2 separate regions of the Homo sapiens genome follow, and region 2 is linked to region 1. The links are chromatin contacts, found by Hi-C or POLR2A ChIA-PET in ENCODE. All regions are on one chromosome and are shown on one strand. Each heading gives the region's core, a stretch centred on a gene start or an enhancer-like site at or near the end of the contact. The rest is flanking DNA. Distances are from core to core; before and after follow the strand shown. Region 1 has its middle 68 kb from the start of PTP4A1. Region 2 overlaps PHF3 (PHD finger protein 3).

Region 1 (3,051 bases), core at 260-2,759:
AGTGAAACCTCGTCTCTGCTAAAAACACAAAAAATTAGCCGGGCGTGGTGGTGGGCACCTGTAATCCCAGCTACTTGGGAGGCTGAGGCAGGAGAATCACTTGAACCTGGGAGGTGGAGGTTGCAGAGATCCGAGATCCCACCATTGCACTCCAGCCTGGGTGACAGTGCGAGACTTGTCTCAAACAACAACAACAACAACAACAACAACACCACCACCACCAACAACAACAAGAAGAACTTATCTCCTTTCCATGAGAAAAATCAATATGTAATCAAAATTTTTATTTTATTTAAAACTACCCAAAAGATTGAATTTGACTTTTTCTAGATACCATTCACTATGTCAAAAACCTAAGCAAAGAATGTAAATAACTTTCAAAGTATTTCTTCCACTCTACTCCTGATGAGTCTAAAGTTAAACAACTGAAAACTGCCTCCCTCAGTTTAACATTTGGCACATCTCTTTTTAAGGACTTCGAAGATACCCTGTGTCCCATTACAAATAAAATATGACGGCTGGGCGCAGTGGCTCATGCCTGTAATCCCAGCACTTTGGGAGGATGAGGTGGACGGTCAGGAGTTTGAGACCAGACTGGCCACTATGGTGAAACCCTGTCTTGACTAAAAATACAAAAATTAGCCGGGCGTGGTGGTGCACACCTATAGTCCCAGCTACTTGGGAGGTTGAGGCAGAAGAATTGCTTGAACTCGGAAGGAAGAGGTTGCAGTGAGCCGAGACTGTGCCATTGCACTTTGGCCTGGGCGACAGAGCGAAACAAAAAACAAAACAAAACAAAACAAAACAAAACAAAAAAGAATGCCAGAATTTCTTTCTTTCTTTCTTTCTTTCTTTCTTTCTTTCTTTCTTTCTTTCTTTCTTTCTTTCTTTCTTTCTTTTTTTTTTTTTTTGACAGATTCTTGCTCTGTCCTGCTCTTGGCTCACTGCAACCTCCACCTCCTGGGTTCAAGAAATTTTCCTGCCTCATCCTCCCGAGTAGCTGGGACTACAGGTATGTGCCGCCACACCTGGCTAATTTTTGTATTTTTAGTAGAGACGGGGTTTCACTATGTTGACCAGGCTGGCCTTGAACTCCTGACCTCAAGGTGATCCACCCACCTCAGCCTCCCAAAGTGCTGGGATTACAGATGTGAGACACTACGCCCGGCTTTACTTTAGAATTTCTTAACTAAAGAGATGAGGAAAAGCATATAATTCCTTGGCTTCACTTTATAATGCTTGATAGAAAATGGGGGTGGATGAGGAGATATCAATAACGTTAAAAAAAAAAAAAGCAAGTTACTAACAGGAATGAGGAAGCAGAGGGAAGGTCAAAATGTAGGATGAGGTGGGCTTTCTAGCCAATATAGGACAATAAAGAAGAAAAGGAATGCCATGGTCATGGTGATAACCTTACCAGTTCCTGGTGTAGATGAGAAATGAAGCATAGCTAATCTACTAATTTTAGGTGACACCATCATGCCTTTCACTATGACTCAAAAGAATGTGTGACAAACCACTTTCTCATCAGGCCAGCTGATGGTATTGCCACTCAGAAATGGGGAGAAAATTCTTAAAGAACCACTAAGAGCTTTTCACTACTCTGAACTCTCAGCTTGAATAAAATCCACTTAGTCCTTTCTGTATTTCAGTGACTGCAATTATCAAGCATTGATAAGGAGCTTCTTGGGTTTTCAGAATGGTCATAAAAAATGATTTTCAGCTGAGTGTGGTGGCTCACACCTGTAATCCCAGCACTTTGGGACACCGAGGTGGGTGGATCACATGAGGACAGGAATTTGAGATCAGCCTCAGCAACGTGGCAAAACCCTGTCTCTATTAAAAATTCAAAAAATTAGACGGGCATGGTGGTGCACGCCTGTAATCCCAGCTACTCGGGAGGCTGAGGCACAAGAATCACTTGAGGCTGGGTGCAGTGGCTCACGCCTGTAATCCCAGCACTTTGGGAGGCCAAGGCTGGTGGATCACTAGGTCAGGAGTTCGAGACCAGCCTGGCTAACACTGTGAAATCCTGTCTCTACTAAAATACAAAAAATTAGCTGGGCGTGGTGGTGGGCACCTGTAGTCTCAGTTACTCGGGAGGCTGAGGCAGGAGAATGGTGTGAACGTGGGAGGCGGAGCTTGCAGTGAGCCGAGATTGCACCACTGCACTCCAGCCTGGGCAACAGAGCGAGACTCTGTCTCAAAAAAAAAAAAAAAGAATCGCTTGAACCAGGGAGGAAGAGGCTTCAGTGAGCCGAGATCGCCACTGCACTCCAGCCTGAGTGACAAGAACAAAACTCTGTTTCAAAAAAAAAGATTTTTATTTTATTAAATATGGGTTGAAAATAGGTGAGGTATTTATAAAAAAAATGGTTAAGGATGGTGTATTGAGCATCTTTAATGTGTGACTGTTCAGCATTCATTTCTCTTTCCTAATAACATCACATTTCTTTTAGAGGGAATTATAATTTTATTATTATTGTTGTTACTATTTGCATATAAATTTTTATATATTTGTCATTGTTGTTGTTGTTTTGGTTTTTTTGAGACAGGGTCTCACTCTGGTTGTCCAGGCTGGAGTGCAGTGGGGTGATCTTGGCTCACTGCAGCCTTGACCCCTCAGGCTCTGGTGATTCTCCCACCTCAGCCTCCTGAGTAGCTGAGACTAGAGGCAGGTGCCACTGTCCCCGGCTAATTTTTTGTATTTTTAGTAGAGGCGGGGTTTCACCATGTTGCCCAGGCTGGTCTCAAACTCCTGGGCTCAAGCAATCCACCAGCCTCGCCCTCCCAGAGTGCTGGGATTACAGGCATGAGCCGCTGTGCCTGGCCTTGTTACCATTTTGGATTCAGCCTGGTGGACTTTTACTCAGCAGACCTATACTTTCTTAGCCCAAGTCTGAATATATGGTTGAAACCAGGCCAATCAGACACCTACTCTCTGGAATTTAAATCTTGGGTAGAGGATTAAAGAGAGGATTAATCTATTCCGGGGCGAGTCCTGGATTTTGTCAACGTGAAGCCATTCTTGTGATCTCCAGATCCTGGACC
Region 2 (3,051 bases), core at 147-2,646, 180 kb before region 1:
GACGCTAAAAATAGGCCACGGGCTGGATCACAAATGAAGAAATACTTTGACATAAAACTTATTTTACACAATAGCCCCAACATCTCCTTTCCGATCTCCCCAATCACCCTAACACCACCAAAATAATATGTTACAACACACTTTACTAAATTGTCCCTCCCTAAAGAGCTTCATTTTTATGTACTAAGATAGTGCTGGGAAAAATCACTCTAGCACACTTTCATGAATAAGGATAAGAAGAATATAATATACAAATTATAATGTTCTTTTATCATATCAGCATTGAAAGAAGTTCCAACAGCAATATGAACACTTGAACAGAATAATCTGGTAGCTGCAAACTCCACTTCATCTCTTGCTTTCCTTTTCTTAAAAAGCTAACAAAAAACACATTGGGGATTGAGGGGTGCAGTGTCATAAAACTACAAATCACTGAATACTAGAAAGAATGATGAAAGTCAGTGCTAAAATCATCTCAAATTTTAAAAAGACTAGAATTCACAAAAAATTATTTAAAACATTCAAAAAAAGAAATACGTTTTTCACTCTATTTCATGTTGACCTGGGTAATCTAACAATTGTTTAGCTGTCAAATTTCACTGCAAGATAAAGTTTGATAGTTATGAAATGGTGTTCTTTAATATGTTTCATTTTAAGAAAAAAAAAAACTTCAAAAGAAAAATAGAATTTCCATTATGACCTTCATACTTTATTACTAGTTCTTCTCACACCAAATGAATTAATATATAACTTACAGACCCAAAGCAGTATAACAATTTTCCAATTACCAGGAAGTGTTTGGCTTTTTTGCAGATGCAGTGGCTAAATTACACTGTCTAACCTGTGACAATGACAAAATATTTCCATGTATGTCAGCTGTTGGCCAGACTATGCTTTTTTAAATGTTCTAGGATGATATATTTGTAAATTCAGTAGATCCATCTTTCTATCATTTATCCAAGACTGATGAAGCTTTTTGTTTTTGCACAGGTCTCTGTGTATCAAATAATGTCTTTAAAACAATTCTCACATTAATCCCACCCCCAAAAAAGCAATTTATTTTCAATGTACACATCACTCATACACACATACACACACACCTGTTGCCATGTGGTTTTTTGCAAAACCCACACTGCTTGCTGGGAGTCCACATATATTTGCTTTCAAATGAGGAGCTATGATCAGAGCCTTCTCTTCTTATGGTAGCTATGTTATCTGGAATGAACAATGGTGGCTCATCTAAAGAAAAACTTTTGCTGCTTCTTCTTTGGCGGGGTTGTAGGTTCTTCTCAGGTTTTTTCAGTTTCAGTTTATCCTCTTCCTTAAAATGCTCAACGCCTGGGTGTTCAAGCTCTTCCTTCACGTGACTATTGGTTTTCATTGCTGGGGCCTGTTGCTGAGGCTTATGACACTGTTTCTGGCTAGAATGTGATACATGTCCAGTTTGTGCAGGATGATGAGGTTCTTTCAAGCAACCAGGATGAGCGTGTGACTTATCACTCAAAGAATGAGTTAAGGGCTTGAAAATTTGTACTAAAGTTTGATCCTGTAATGTTTTTTTCAGTACAGAATGAGCTTGGTTTTTCACAGATTTAACCCCAGAATTGCAACTCTGAATCTTTGGCTCCTTATCAATTTGTTTTTTTCTGACTTTGACTGGCCTATGAAAATTTTGCTGAGATTCTGGTACATCAGTATTTCGTTTCACACTTTTGACATTAACTTTAGTTTTGCTATGTATTACTTCATACTTTGCTGCAACAATTTTCTTCGGAGCATCTGTGGTCATGTTTTGCTTAGAATGAATTACAGGTTTTGTATGTTTGGATTTTACACTTTTTGACTCTAAGTAAGAAACGCTACTTGACTGGCTGTTTCTGTCATCCTGAAGGTTTGCTGTTTCATGGGACTCTATTTTAGTACTTTCTATAGCATTCAACTGTTTTGAATTTTGGTCAGGCACATCACAAATAGCATTTTCCAAGATATTACTTTCCGGTCCAAAAGTACTAGTATCAACCACCTCTAAGTTTGATTTATTAAACTCAGTGCTCTCCAACTGCCTATTAGACTCCGCATCTTCACAATAACCCAACGGTTCAATTTTATTTCTTTCAAGGGTGTTCTCAGTTTTATCAGCAATACCCATGGTATCCTTCAATTCCAAATTACATTCAGTCACTTCATCTACACAACTAGGCAAACCTACAAGGCTGTTTTCTGTCTTATTTGGATTTGTACAAGCAGCATCACTAGAAATATCAGAAGATCCAGCGTCCTCAAGAATATGGTCATCTTCATGGGATAATTTTACTGTCTCCTTTGAATCTTGTTCAACTTTTCTTGTTGCTATCATTTCTTCAACAACAGTCTCACCCGTTTTACCTGAAATGGAATCATTTTGTTCATGTTCTTCTTTATCTGAAAACTTAAACAATGGACTACCAACAGGCTTGGCTTTACATTCCATCAAAGCTTCATTTTTCTTTTCTCCAATAGTAACACAAGTCTCTGAAAGAAGTGAACAATTTAATTCATGAGATGGCACATCTATTTCTCCCGGATTATTACACTTATGCTTAGAATCTAATCCATCTTCATCCTTCATTTCAAGACAAGATGACACTGAAGAATGACTTGAAGACACTGATACTTCAGGTACCACTTCAATTTGTCCGCTATTTCGGCTGCACCTTCTATTCTCCTTATGGTACTCAGGTTTCAGTGACATACATACTTCTTCTTTAACCTGACTCCTTTCTGGTTGTTTCACTCCTGCTTTAGCAGTAGATACAGTCTTCCCAGATGCTTTTTTTGTGTTACTTAATGGTGCTGCATTTGAACGCTTGGCAATAGTGCTCTGTCGCAAACTTCTTACTTGTTCTATCACAGGGGGAAAAAATAAATAAAAATACTTAGCTATTTTGTCATGTGCTTTTATTTCAATACAATTTAGAATATATCACTTCTTTATTCTGAGCTATAATTTGCTCAACAAAAATGTATTGAACAGTACTCATAATGGTGACATGATATATATACACATATATA

Evidence for each region. A loop is a pair of places that touch in the nucleus more often than their neighbours do. ChIA-PET counts read pairs that join two places held with the same protein, here RNA polymerase II (POLR2A). Pooled maps may share reads with other maps.
Region 2: a loop to region 1 is called in a pooled map, with 5 times the contacts of the local background. The contact joins two enhancer-like sites. A Hi-C loop is called at or near these places in 8 of 37 single-sample maps with no recorded cell type and 5 of 50 pooled maps. POLR2A ChIA-PET finds 5 or more read pairs at or near these places in 1 of 52 experiments (PC-9).

Annotation. Positions count from the first base shown.
Region 1 is chr6:63,503,414-63,506,464 of GRCh38, reverse strand. It overlaps a transcript of LGSN not described here. Among named protein-coding and RNA genes, the nearest start is that of PTP4A1, 68 kb to the left of the region's middle. RefSeq lists an enhancer at 1,648-1,787. Within about 2 kb of position 1,509, at least 2 of the 41 ENCODE cell types and tissues checked have a DNase peak (open chromatin) inside an H3K27ac peak, as active enhancers do.
Region 2 is chr6:63,683,961-63,687,011 of GRCh38, reverse strand. It overlaps PHF3 (PHD finger protein 3), which reads right to left. Exons shown (of 16, transcript NM_001370348.2): 4 at 1,101-2,883. Among named protein-coding and RNA genes, the nearest start is that of PHF3, 50 kb to the right of the region's middle. RefSeq lists an enhancer at 1,035-1,404. Within about 2 kb of position 1,396, at least 4 of the 41 ENCODE cell types and tissues checked have a DNase peak (open chromatin) inside an H3K27ac peak, as active enhancers do.